2 separate regions of the Homo sapiens genome follow, and region 1 is linked to region 2. A link is a contact called in ENCODE Hi-C or POLR2A ChIA-PET data. All regions are on one chromosome and are shown on one strand. The core of a region is the stretch at or near the end of the contact, and the rest is flanking DNA. Distances in the headings are between cores, read along the strand shown. Region 1 holds the start of ZCCHC4 (zinc finger CCHC-type containing 4). Region 2 holds the start of LINC02473 (long intergenic non-protein coding RNA 2473).

What was found. A loop is a pair of places that touch in the nucleus more often than their neighbours do. ChIA-PET counts read pairs that join two places held with the same protein, here RNA polymerase II (POLR2A). Pooled maps may share reads with other maps.
Region 1: a pooled map shows a loop between it and region 2 (4-fold over the local background). The contact joins the promoter of ZCCHC4 here to the promoter of LINC02473 in region 2. A Hi-C loop is called at or near these places in 1 of 50 pooled maps. POLR2A ChIA-PET finds 5 or more read pairs at or near these places in 3 of 52 experiments (WTC11 and activated CD4-positive, alpha-beta T cell).

What each region holds. Positions count from the first base shown.
Region 1 is chr4:25,308,212-25,315,136 of GRCh38, forward strand. It overlaps ZCCHC4 (zinc finger CCHC-type containing 4), which reads left to right and starts at 4,563. Exons shown (of 13, transcript NM_024936.3): 1 at 4,563-4,725; 2 at 5,835-5,953. The coding sequence starts at 4,599. RefSeq lists enhancers at 1,810-1,869, 2,490-2,629, 4,217-5,093, 4,622-4,681 and silencers at 4,342-4,411, 4,419-4,623.
Region 2 is chr4:24,656,255-24,662,975 of GRCh38, forward strand. LINC02473 (long intergenic non-protein coding RNA 2473) reads left to right here and starts at 3,646. Exons shown (of 2, transcript NR_183976.1): 1 at 3,646-3,789. It also overlaps the pseudogene ATP5MGP3. RefSeq lists an enhancer at 1,660-2,301.

The DNA.
Region 1 (6,925 bases), core at 3,313-5,812, 650 kb after region 2:
CTACAGGGAGTGTGGCAGGGACAAGGAAGGTCAGAGTGAGCTGATCTTGATTGGGAAAGGACTTCAAGGACAGATACATCCATCCAATATTATGGCTGCAGCCATAGGGCATTAATCAGCATTCTTGATTATGAGTGATAGAACCAACCCCATCTCAAACTGGCTTAAAGAGCCACTGAGGAATTTATGACTCGTGTAACTGAAAACTTCAGGCATGGCTGAATCTGGGTGCTCACATGGTGTCCTCACACCTTCCTGTCTCCCGGTTCTGCTTTTTTCTTATTGGGTTCCTTCTAAGGCAGGTGCTCCTCAAGGGGTGGGAAGCATTGCCACTGGCTCCTTGGTTGCCCTGGTGAAGAAGACTTATGCAATCAATTGTGTCATGGACCCCAATTCTTCACCATTTCCTGATCACATTCTTTGCCATGTAACTTTGCAATGCTTGGTCCATGTGACTTACTTGAGCCAAAGCAATGAGATGGAAGTGAGAGTGGTGTAATTCCAAGCCCAGGCCTCGCGGAACTTGTCTGCTTCTACTAGTTCTCTTGTGCGTCTGCCATCCCCAGGCTGTCCTGGTGGTTCCAGGAGAAGGAGAGACACACAGAGCACAGCTGAGTTATCCCGGCCCCAACGCATTTATGCCTAGTGTTCCATTATTGGAATGCTAAGCATGTGGGAGTTATTTATATCCTAATGCTCAAGGTCACCGCCAAGGTCTGATTGCAAAAATTCAAAAAATTGCAACTTCAGGCATAAATGGGTTAAGATGATCCCGGATGAGCCAACCACTAGACGTGTGACTCAGCCCAGGCAACACTGGAGAGCTGAACCCCTCGGACACATGAGGAATCAACATCTTGAATGCCACTGAGATTAAAACATGTAACCATGACACCTTCTTTCTCAGCCATCCCAGCAGAAGCTGCAAGCCACCTGCCCAAATCCAAGCCAGTCCCTGCCATTTTTTATACTTCTCACACTACATGGGCTAAAATCGGGAGGGTTGGCTTCCCAAAGGAAAACTGGGGTCCTGTTACCAGAAGATAGAGAAGATGGTCAGATCTCCACTACAGAACTCTCCTCTGGCTTCAGCCATTTTCTCTGAAGGAGGTTTGGGAATTGAAGGTTTTCAAAAGACACTGATTTGTTCCATTAATGAAGCCAAGGAAGGAGACAAACCAGCCCTCTGAGAAAGCTCACCAGTTTGGCCCAGGCGCGGTGGCTCACGCCTGTAATCCCAGCACTTTGGGAGGCCGAGGCGGGTGGATCACGAGGTCAGGAGTTCGAGACCAGCCTGGCCAGCATGGTAAAAGCCCATCTCCACTAAAAAAAAAAAAAAAAAATTAACTGGGCATGGTGGCATGTGCCTGTAATCCCAGCTACTTGGGAGGCTGAGGCAGGAGAACTGCCTGAACCTGGGAGGTGGCGGTTGCAGTGAGCCAATACTGCTCCACTGCACTCCAGACTAGGCGACAGAGTGAGACTCTGTTTCAAAAAAAATTAAAAAAAAGAAAGAAAGAAAGCTCACCAGTTTGACCAGACAATCGGCTGGGAGAGTAGCTGAGTTCCAGCAATCTTAGCAGCCTGGGACCACGCTCTGTGTGATAAGTGTCTCATGCATCCATGTGAAGAGATCACCAAACAGGCTTTATGTGAACAACAAGGCTGTTTATTTCACCTGGGTGCAGGCGGGCTGAGTCCGAAAAGAGAGTCAGCCAAGGGTGGTGGATTATTATTAGTTCTTATACGTTTTGGGATAGGAGGTGGAGTTAGGAGCACTGTGTTGCGGGCAGGGGGTGGATCTCACAAAGTACCTTCTCAAGGGTGGGGAGAATTACAAAGAACCTTCTTAAGGGTGGGGGAGATTACAAAGTACATTGATCAGTTAGGGTGGGGCAGAAACACATCACAATGGTGGAATGTCATCAGTTAAGGCTATTTTCACTTTTGTGGATCTTCAGTTGCTTCAGGCGATCTGGATGTATACGTGCAGGGCGTAGGGGATATGATGGCTTAGCCTGGGCTCAGAGGCCTGACAATAAGTGTAATCTAGGTCTCTCCTGGTGCTTAGGCCTCAAGGGACCTATTTTCAGTTCTGTCTCTGGCTTCCTTTCAGAACCTTGCTGAATCTCTCAGTATGTTTCTACTCAAGCATTTTCCTGTGCAGACTAAAGACACTATCAGGAAATTAAATGAAACATGTATAACTTATTGGTCATATTCATAATCCCATCAGTAAATATTTAACACAGGCTATTTACCATATATATATCTGAAAATAAGGTGAGTTTTTTTTCTCCCCAAAATTATCCCTCTGCAAACAAAATGGCCTGATGTTTGAAACCTTCAGCAGCTCTCACATTTTGCAGTGCCCTCCCATTTACCTTATTTGGATCAATCTTTGTTGTGTTTTTACTGTTTGGGGAAGCTTATCTGTAAAGGCTGCACATCTGTACTGGTTTTGGCTGCTTAGAGAGGTTGCCTCACAGAATCAGCATTATTTAAAAGAGAAAGAGGAAATACAGACTCAGTAACTCTGGTTTTACGAGTTACAAATTCACTTGCAAATTTTATAAACAAGTCTTTTAAGATCACAAATTTGTACATCTAAAACAAATTTGTAAATAAAAGTGCTAGAGTTCATGTGAGTAGGTAGTTAGGTCTTTTAGTTTTTATTCTGCCTAGGGCACTGTCTCAAGGGGTCCTGAGAATGTGTGCCCAGCTAGTTAGGTCTTGAGATAGTGTCCGAGAGTATCATCATCATAGCTGTAGAAAGTTTCCTATCTCAAAAGACCAGACATGTGCAGATAATATACACTGAAAAAGTGTTCTGGACAACTTGAAAAAGGGGACACTGGTACATCAAAGATACAGATGCTACTGGTGCAGATGGAGAATTTGAGTAAAACCATTACATGAAATGTGAAAGAAAAACAGCCATGTTTTTACAGTAATAAACCATAGCACTCAATGTGTGAAGTTAACTAGGCACATGCCCCAATGGTTCTTTAAATAACATAAGAGACTATTTCGTCTACAACCATAGACATGTGGCTGCGTCTTGATTACTGCACTATAAGACTTGAAATTGAGTAGGCTGATTCCTCCCACTTCATTATTCTTTTTCCAAAATTGTTTTAGCTATTTTAGTTCCCTTGCCTTTCCATATAAATTTCAGAATATTGTCTAAATGTACAAAAAGAATCTGGCTGGGATTTTCATAGCAATTGTGCTACACCTGTATAAGCATTAAACCTGGGGAGAACTGATATCTTTACTATGTTGAGTCTTCTGATTTATGAATGCAGTATGTTTCTGCATTTGTTTATTCTTTGATTTTTTTTTTTTTTTTTTAAGACGGAGTCTCACTCTGTCACCCAGGCTGGAGTGCAGTGGCACAATCTCGGCTCACTGCAAGCTCCGCCTTCCGGGTTCACGCCATTCTCCTGCCTCAGCCTCCCGAGTAGCTGGGACTACAGGTGCCCGCCACCACGCCTGGCTAATTTTTTTGTTTTTGTATTTTTAGTATTTTTAGTAGAGACGGGGTTTCACGGTGTTAGCCAGGATGGTCTCGATCTCCTGACCTTGTGATCCACCTGCCTTGGCCTCCCAAAATTCTGGGATTATAGGCGTGAGCCACCGTGCCCGGCTATTCTTTGATTTTTAAAAAACTTTAAAAATTGCTTATTTATTTTAGAGATGTCGTCTCGCTTTGTTGCCCGGGCTGGTTTCGAACTCCTGGATTCAAGCAATCCTCCCTCCTTGGCCCCCCAAAGTGCTGGGATTACAGGTGTGAGCCACTGCACTCAGCCTTGATTTTTTTTAATCAAGCATTTTGGAGTTTTTAGCATACATAAAGCTCTGTACATATTTCGTTAGATTTACACCTATTTCATTTATTTGAGTGATTGTAAGTGGTATTCTATTTTTTAGTGTTCTTGTGATCATTGCTAGTATTTAGAAATCCAGTTGATGTTTGTGTGTTTATCTCATATCCTGCAACCTTGCTGAACTCAGTTTAAACCGGAGGTGTTTTCCTGATAGATTCTTTCGGATTTTTAAAATGTGGACAATCATGTCATCTGCAAATCAGGACGGTTTTCTTTCTTTCTTATGTATAAATGTCAATGAGTATGCAACTATGATGTGCAACTTTCAGCATTGTCCAAAAGTTACAGAGGATGATGCAGTGACTGTGACTTTGAAAAACAAAGAATGATCCTTAAATCACAGCTGCTGCAGCCATTTCAGCTATTTGGCAGAGGTGGTAATGCTGCCTTTTGGACCTACAATACAACCAAGTCTTTGTTCGAATCATCTCACTTCCTGGCTATATTCTTAAGAAAGGAGGGTGCTTCATGCGCTGAGCTCATGGCACAGGTCCCGCAAGTGACCTGCGAGCCCCACCGCTAGGGGCCGCTTAGGTGCAGCCCCCAGGTGGGCGGGGACTGCGTTTCGGGGCGTGGCCTCCGCCGCGGCAGCCCCCGCCCAAGCTCCTCCTAAGCGCCTGGGGGCGCTGTGGGTCGCTTTGGGTCGCGGGGGCGCTCTTTCTCAGCATTCTTGTTTCGTACTGAGGCTTTCGGGACGGCGGCGGGAAGATGGCGGCCTCCAGGAATGGGTTTGAAGCCGTGGAGGCAGAGGGCAGCGCAGGGTGCCGGGGAAGCTCGGGAATGGAGGTGGTGCTTCCTTTGGATCCTGCCGTCCCCGCCCCGCTGTGCCCTCACGGTGGGTCAGAGTCTGGGCTCAGCCTAACTGCCGGGCGCTGAGGGTGTGAGTTGGCTTGGAAGTGGCTTTTGGGGCTCCTGTATTTTTACCCGCCTCTTTCCCTCACCAGTGTGCTGCCTAGAAAATACTCCTTCCTCGGAACGCGGTGTTTTTCAACTTACTTGAGAAACATTCAGAGCAAGTCTCCACTCTTGTGGTTTTGGCTCCAGGACTATTTCATCTCTTTTGGGGGGAAGGGGCAGAAAAGTAGGCAAAGAGAAGAATGCATGGTATTGAATAGTTCTCGTTGACAAGTACTTGGGGATTTCATTTGTTGATTTGCTCTCCCTTCAAAAATAAAAAATTAGGGAGAAAAACAGTGTAATTCTTGCCTGCGAACTAGACTCAGTTTTTCTCTAACTTACAGAAAGTGGGCGTTTCCAGCTCAAAGCTCAGGTTTTCACTGCAAGGGTAACCGCGCAAGAGATGTCAAAGTCCTCAATTCTCTGAGTCCCTTCCTTGTTTTAGTCTCAGGTTTGTAATATTCACAACGTAGACAGCAACTGTACCGACAATAGCATTTTCTTTCTGAAGAGACCGGTTTTCAAAAATTATTTATAAGTAGTCACTGCCGGAATGTTGTAACAGAGAGAAAAGAAACATTCATTAAACACAGAGAAGCCGGCGTGGTGGCGTGCACCTGTAGTTCCAGCACTTGGGGGGCCGAGGCGGGCTGATCGCTTGAGCCCAGGAGTTTGAGACTAGCCCGGGCAAAAATGATGACACTCCGTCTACAAAAAAAGAAAAACAGCTGGGGACACGCAACTGTAGTCCCAGCTACTCGGGATGCTGAGGCGGGAGAATCGCTTGAGGCTAGGAAGCAGGATCTCAGTGAGCCATGATTGTGCCAGTGCGCTTCAGCCTGGGCGACAGAGGGAGACCCTGTCTCAAGAAAACAAAACAAAAAACCCTAACAAAACAAAAAACAACCAACCAAAGAGATGGATTTAATTATGATAAATTGTGCCTAAAGCTCAAACAAATTTTATTTAAGGGCAGCGAAAACTAAGAACTTGACGTAGATGACCATTACTTGACACTTTTTTTTTTTTTTTCTATTCTGGAACTAGGACCCACTCTTCTGTTTGTAAAGGTGACCCAAGGGAAAGAAGAAACTCGGAGGTTTTATGCCTGTTCAGCCTGTAGAGATAGAAAAGACTGTAATTTTTTTCAGTGGGAAGATGAAAAGGTATATCAACTTTTTGGATATTTATTTTTTATTTTTGGTATGTGTGACAATTTTGTTGAGAACGTGTAAACCAATAAAAATATGCGGTCTGAACATACAAGATAAATCTCTTAAGAGAGATGGAGATACTATGTTTGTTGGTTCAGAAAATGAGTTCATGTTTACTCTGATTACTGATATCTTAAACTACTGTCTCAAAGTCTTATTTCCCCATAAGACTCTCTGAGGTGGTAATATTGGGTGGGGCTGATCTTCTGTGTGTTAGCTTGGGCTTCTGTAACAGAAGTACCATAGGCTGTGTGGCTTAAACGACAGACATCTGTTTCTTACAGTTCTGGAGACTGGGAAGTCCAGGATCAAGATGCTGGCAGATCTAGTGTCTGGTGTAGGTCCTGTCCTCTTCCTGATTTGCAGAGGGTCATCCTTTCTTTATATCCTCATTTCCCAGAGAGAGGAAGCAAGCACTGTCTGTCTTAGAAGGACACTAATCTCATTCCTGAGGGCTCTACCCTCTTGACGTAATTACCTCTCAAAGGCGCCTCATTTAAATACCATCACATTGGGGTTAAGGCTTCAACATACGAATTTTAGGGGGCACAAACATTCAGTCGATAGCACCGTTGGCAGATACAGATTGCTCACTAAAGAGAAATCATGATCATTCCAGAAAGTGTTAAAAAACACTTTTTTTGAACATTTGCATTGAACATCCCTTATACAGCTATTAGATGACCAATGAAGGCACTTAGAGATATAGTCATGAGCTTGGTATCCTCTTGAACTCGGCTCCAGTTGAAGTTTCTGAAAACTTTGACCAGAGAATTTTCAGTTTTGTTAGGTTTATGGTAAAACAGTATTATATACCACTCTTCTGCAGACCCATTAAGGTGAATACTTGGTTTGTGTCCACCTTTTTGCTATTGTGGATGATGCTACAGTGAACATATGTTAATCTCTCAGTGCTTTAATATG
Region 2 (6,721 bases), core at 2,396-4,895:
TCAATTCTCTAAATTCCATCACTCTCACTATAGAATCTTGGAAAAACAGACTTAACCTTTCTGTACCTCAAATATAAAATGAGGGAATGATAGAACATACCTCATAGTTTTATTGTGATGATAAAGTAGAATAATACAAGCAATGTATTTAGAACAGTACCAGGCATCTTTAAGCACCATGACTGCTACAACTGTTTGCACTGTAATAAAACCAATAGGGCCTCTGCTCTCTGGGGAGTTTTATTTTATTGGTTTTCTTTTTTTCTTTCTTTTTTTTTTTTTTTGAGATGGAGTCTAGCTCTGTTGTCCAGGCTGGAGTGCAGAGATCTCATCTCACTGCAACCTCCGTCTCCTAGGTTCAAGCAATCCTCCTTCATCAGCCTCCCGAGTAGCTGGGACTACAGACATGCACCACCACGCCCGGCTAATTTTTGTATATTTAGTAGGGATGGAGTTTCACAATGTTGGCCAGACTGGTCTGGAACTCCTGGCCTCAGGTGATCCACCCGCCTCGGCCTCCCAAAGTGCTGGGATTATGGGGGTGAGCCACCACGCCCAGCCTGGTTTTCATTTTCTGTGTTTTCTCCTCACCCCCAGTTTTTGTTTTGTTTCTTTGGTTTTTAGTCAGCCTTCTGACTGGTTTGCACCTTATGAAGAGAAATATCTTGTTTTTGTTTGTTTTGTTTTGAGACAGGGTATCACTATGTGGACCAGGCTGGACTCGAACTCCTGGGCTCAAGGCAATCTTCCCATCTCAGCCTCCTGAGTAGCTGGGACCACAGGCTCACACCTCTATACCTGGCTAGAAAGCTGCTTTTGATTCCTTCTTCAGAAGTCACACTCCATTATCACTCATTCAACAAATATTTATTAAGTAACTCCTATGGGCCAGGCATAATTCAAGGTGCTTCAGATGTAGCAGAAAACAAATCGACACAAATCCCCGCCCTTGTGGTCTTATGTCCCCATGGGAGAAGGGAAATATGAAGGAAAAAATGTCAAGCGTCTCCTGCTCCCCGGCTTATACTTCAAATTACATTGTGTTTCTCCCCTTCTCCTGCTGCAGCTTACGCTTATTTATTACTTTTTTTTTTTTTTTTTTTTTGAGACGGAGTCTCGCTCTGTCACCCAGATTGGAGCACAGTGGTGCGATCTCCACTCAATGCAAACTCCGCCTCCTGGGTTCACGCCATCCTCCTGCCTCAGCCTCCCGAGTAGCTGGGACTACAGGCACCCGCCACCACGCCTGGCCAATTTTTTTATATTTTTAGTAAAGACAGGGTTTCACTGTGTTAGCCAGGATGGTCTCGATCTCCTGACCTCATGATCTGCCCGCCTAGGCCTCCCAAAGTGCTGGGATTACAGGCGTGAGCCACGGCGCCTGGCCCTTTATATATATATTTTTTTTTTGGACAAATCTTATTTTATTCAGATAGCTGTCTGATCACACATGGTCAAAGAACGCTCAAATAATAAATCACATATAATCAGATGTTAAAGACTGGTTTTCAGCCAGGTGTGGTGGCTCACACCTGTAATCCCAGCACTTTGAGAGGCTGAGGTGGGTGGATCACGAGGACAGGAGTTCAAGATCAGCCTGGCCAATATGGTGAAACCCTGTCTCCACTAAAAATACAAAATTTGGCTGGGCGTGGTCACGCATGCCTGTAGTCCCAGCTGCTCGGGAGGCTGAGGCAGGATAATCGCTTGAACCTGGGAGGCAGAAGTTGCAATGAGCCAAGATTGCAACACTGCACTCCAGCCTGGGCAACAGAGTGACTCCGTCAAAAAAAAAAAAAAAAAAAAAAGATTGGTCTTTAAACATTATAACCATTCACGCCTCACTTGGCTAAACACAAAACCACATCCACACCTCAGCGACCACGAAACCATTCAGCACAGCTTCCTTAACTGTGAGCTGTTTGAAGCTACCAGTCTGAGCACTATTGACTATTGTTTTCAGGCTCTGACTAGCTCTAGGGAATCTCAACAGGGGTGGGAGGAACCAGCTCAACCTTGGCGTAGTACCAAAATGTGGCCAATCCAGGCTTTGCATAAGTCACAGCAGCGTTCACCAGTGCCCGGGCCTTTTCTGCAAAGTTACAGACAAATTGGGCTATGGTTCTGGAATGGAAAGTTCGTCACCCCGAACAGCCGGCTGAATGTCTACCTGTAACTTCTTGATACCACCTGCTTGCTGTAAACTTTTCCCTTAAAAACAAGGTTTTTCCAAGGGAAAACAAGGTTGAAACCAAAAGGTTTATTTGCAAATACCCTGGGTTTTCCCAGAAAGAATTTCAGGCAGCTTCCTTGCCCTTTGGCCTCATTGCTTACAAGTGACTTTTTCCTTTGCTGCATGTGCTGTGATATTTTTCTCTTTCTGTCTCCCTTTTTCTTTTTCTCTTTTTCTTTCTTTCTTTCTTTCTCTTTCTTTCTTTCTTTCTTTCTTTCTTTCTTTCTTTCTTTCTCTTTCTTTCTTTCTTTTTTCCTTCCTTCCTTCCTTTCTTTCTTTCCTTTTTTCTTTCTTTCTTTCTTTCCTTCTTTCTTTCTCTCTCTCTCTTTATTTTTTTTCAGGGTCTCATTCTGTCGCCCAGGCTGGAGTGCAGTGGCACACAATCTCGGTTCACTGCAATCTCCACCTCCCAGGCTAAAGTGATCCTCCCACCTCAACCTCCCAAGTAGCTGGGACTGCAGGCATGCGCCACTATGTCCAGCTAATTTTTGTATTTTTTGGTAGAGACAGGTTTTCACTGTGTTGGCCAGGCTGGTCTCAAACTCCTGACCTCAATTGATCCACCTGCTTTGGCCTCCCAAAGTGCTGGGATTACAGGTGTGAGCTCCTGCGCCCAGCCATGCTGTGATAGTTTTTCCTTGGTGCTAGTTCCCTTTCTTAAGCTGGAATTCCATCTCCCACTTGGTCCTTTCAGAGTCCCTTCTTTTGATGCAGGCAAGAAATCCTAATTTAGCATCACTTGTGATTATAATTAAGGTGCTGTTTACTCCCTCTTCCAGATCATTAATGAGGATGTTAAATGAGACCAGAATGAAACCGTGTCCCCATGGCATTCCGCTAGACACCTTCCAACAACTTGACACTCTGCCATTTGCTGTTTCATTACCCTTTGTTTACCTTGTGAGCTCAGGCCCTTGCTTTTGAAGGAGGCAGAAAGCTTACTATTTCTACTGCTGCATAGATGCCACTTAAAGGGTGGGGCTGTTAAAACCTGGCAGATTGTAAATGCATCCTTTTGAGTTTGAATTAAATGTGGATTATGAATAGAGCATTGTCAGTAAATACTGTTGCTCTCCCTCCTCTCAGATGCCTTTGTTTGCTCTTGACTTTCTGCAGCTGTTGTCTTTCTGGGAGCAGAGAAGGGTAGCTGTTTGCTGTATGCAAAGATATTGCTTGGATCAGCTTAACTACAAGTGTAAAGTTACACTGTTGCATGTGAAAGATGTGGTAGATGGATTGCATTCATGGCTCTAGTTTTTCTCTCCTCCCCATATCCATGCCCTTTACTGAAGTAACTTTGCAGTACACTCCCAACTCTGACTCTGCCAAGCCATGTGACTTTCTTTGACAAATGGGATTTTAGCAGACATAATGCAAGTGTAAGCTTGGAAAAAAGCACTACGTGTCTGCTTGCACTCCTGAGCCTCCACCATTGCTGTGAAAACATGCCTGGGAGAGCCTGCTGGAAGACAGTACCCAGAGCAGCGCCCCAGTCTCTCCAGTTGACTAGCCAGGACCAGCCTAGATCTTCTGACAACTGGATGACCTTCAGATATGTGAGTGAAACCAGCAGAATTTGCAAGCTGACCACCACCAGATGCATGAGCAATAAGTATACTGCTTATGAGGTCTTGTTTGTTATACAGCCTCAGCTATGGCAATAGATAGCTGATACAATAGCACACATTTGGAGCTTTGTGGACTGGGAACTCATTGATCTTCCAAAGATTTTCCACATGGTGGGTCCCTGACACGATCCTTTACAAGAAATGAGAAGGAAAAGTTTTCTAAATAGAGATTCAGAAGGACAAAACAGGCTCTAGCATCTACAGTAACCTTTAAGAGACAAGGAGCAAGGGAGAAAAGAGCCTCCATGGAGACTTCCAGAATATGCAGGGCACTAAAAAAACTCCTTTTTCCTTTCTCTTTCTCTCTCTCTTTTAAGTAAAACAAGGTCTCACTGTACTGCCCAGGTTGGTTTCAAATTCCTGGGCTCAAGTGATCTTCCGACCTTGGTCTCCCAAAGTGGTAGGATTATAGGCGTGAGCCACTGCACCTGGCCTTCTTTTTCCAATGAAGACAGAAAAGAGAAATGAAGGGTGACCTAATAATTAGAATGCACTGACTCTCCCCTAACCCTAGGCACTGGTTTGCTGTTTCATTTTCAAATATTTGCCTCCGGAAACAGTCAAATCACTCAGGCTACAGCCGAAAAATGCTCCTTTGGTTTATGGCAACGCCATTGTTACAGGAAAGGGGTTCCGATCCAGACCCTAAAAGAGGGTTCTTGGATCTTGTGCAAGAAAGAATTCAGGGTGAGCCATACAAAAAAGTGAAAGCAAGTTTATTAAGAAAATAAAGGAATAAAATAATGGCTGCTTTATAGACAGAACACCCAGAGGGCTGCTGGTTGTCTATTTTTATGGTTATTTTTCCATCATATGCTAAACAATGAGTGGATTATTCATGCCTCCCCTTTCTAGACTATATAGGGTAAGTTCCTGACATTGCCATGGCATCCATAAACTGTCATGGCGCTGGTGGAAGTGTAGTAGTGAGGATGACCAGCGGTCACTCTCATGACCATCTTGGTTTTGATGGGTTTTCAGTGGTTTCTTACTGCAACTTGTTTTATTACCAAGGTCTTTATGACCTGTGTCTTGTATCTCCTGTCTCATCCCGTAACTTAGAATCCCTTAACCATCTGGGAATGCAGCCCAGTAGGCCTTAGCCTCATTTTACCCAGCTCCTATTCAAGATGGAGTTGCTCTGGTTCACACGCCACAGACACTGAGACAGGTGGCCTTACGAAGATGGGTAAAGCCTGGAAAAGGAGTTTGCACTCCTTACTCTGAGTGGAGGCACATGCTTCTTAAGTGCACAAGCTTCTGAAGACACAGCCTCTACTTGCTCCTTGGGGCTTTTTTTTTTCTTTCTTTTTCTGGAGACCGAGTCTGGCTCTGCTGCCCAGGCTGGAGTACAGCAATCTCAGCTCACTGCAGCCTCCGCCTCCCAGGTTCGAGTGGTTGAATCCTGCCTCAGCCTCCTGAGTAGCTGAGATTACAGGCATGCGCCACCATGCCCGGCTAATTTTTGTATTTTTAGTAGAGACAGGGTTCCACCATGTTGGTCAGGCTGGTCTTGAACTCCTGACCTCAAGTGATCTGCCCGCCTTGGCCTTCCAAAGTGCTGGGATTACAGGTGTGAGCCACCATGCCTGGCCCCTGGGGCTTTTCTTACTCAGCAGCCCTCTAGGCTGCCTCTTCACAGCGGACACCCAACCTTAGAATGGGCAAAGTGTGGCCCCTGGCCAGCAGCCTGGGCATCACCCAGGAGCTCATCAGACCTGCAGAATCTCAGAGCCCACCCTCACCTAATGAATCTAAACTGACATTTCACTGGAACCACAGGGAATTTGTGTGCACATTAAAGTTCAAGGAGCACAGGTCTTAGGAGATGTAGAGCTCCTCTGGAAGGGCATATCATTTATTTGGGGTCCATCCCCACCTCTAGGTGGTGAGTTCTTGAGGGGAGGATGATACCTTGTGAGTCTTTGTATCCCCAGCACCAAGCACTGCGCCTAAATGTAATAGGAGCTCAAAACTAATTTGCTAAACTGCAGTGAGCTGATGTAACTGAACAGCCAGACTCGTCAAGCTTACTCCCCTATCTCGTGGACAGGACTTTCCTCTCCAGGATTCCTGAGCTGCCTGGAGCAGTGACCACCTTTAATGCACAAATTTGTCAAAACAAGGCAAACCCCACCTCCCCGCCCCCCCCCCCCCGCCCCCACACACACAGACCCTGGGCAGCTCTGTGCACTCCAGAGATTTAGGTTTGAACATTGTGATGTAAAGCACAACATCCAGTGCATTTGAATAAGTGAGTTTGGGATCGGCATTCTGCATATATTAGAATGTCAATGAGGAACTTAAATTAGGGCCCTACTAAAAAATTTGCTAGGCCTTCAACAGTGGACTCAGAAATAGACCAGCAGGCAGGGAGGGAGGAAGAGAGGAAAGGAAGAAGGTTAAAAAACTGGGAGAGTGACAGTCGGGGAGGGGGAGGAAAGAAAAAATAGGCTAGGGCTTATGGGACCTAAATTTTACCTTGTTATTTTCTAGTGGAACTTGGAATTTTTCACCCCCTCTCACGGTATCATTGACATTAAATATCCAATCTTCTCTGCCCCACATCAACTTGAGTAATAAACCACAGCCAAGGTTGGCTGCATCTGCTCTCTTCCTCCTTACTCAATTCAAGTTAAGAATGCTCACACCATACACTACTATTGGGATTTTTAAAATGATTTATTTTGCTACACAGTTCAGACCTTTGAACCAGGCTGGATGCTGGGTGCTTTGTTGACACAGTAGTTAGGGATAAAAGGGGAGTTTGGGGAATTGCAGAATTCTGACTTTCTATAAATCACTAATTTTATTGTAGTAAATAGAGGTCACCTCCTGGAACTTCAGTCGCCTGCCTTGA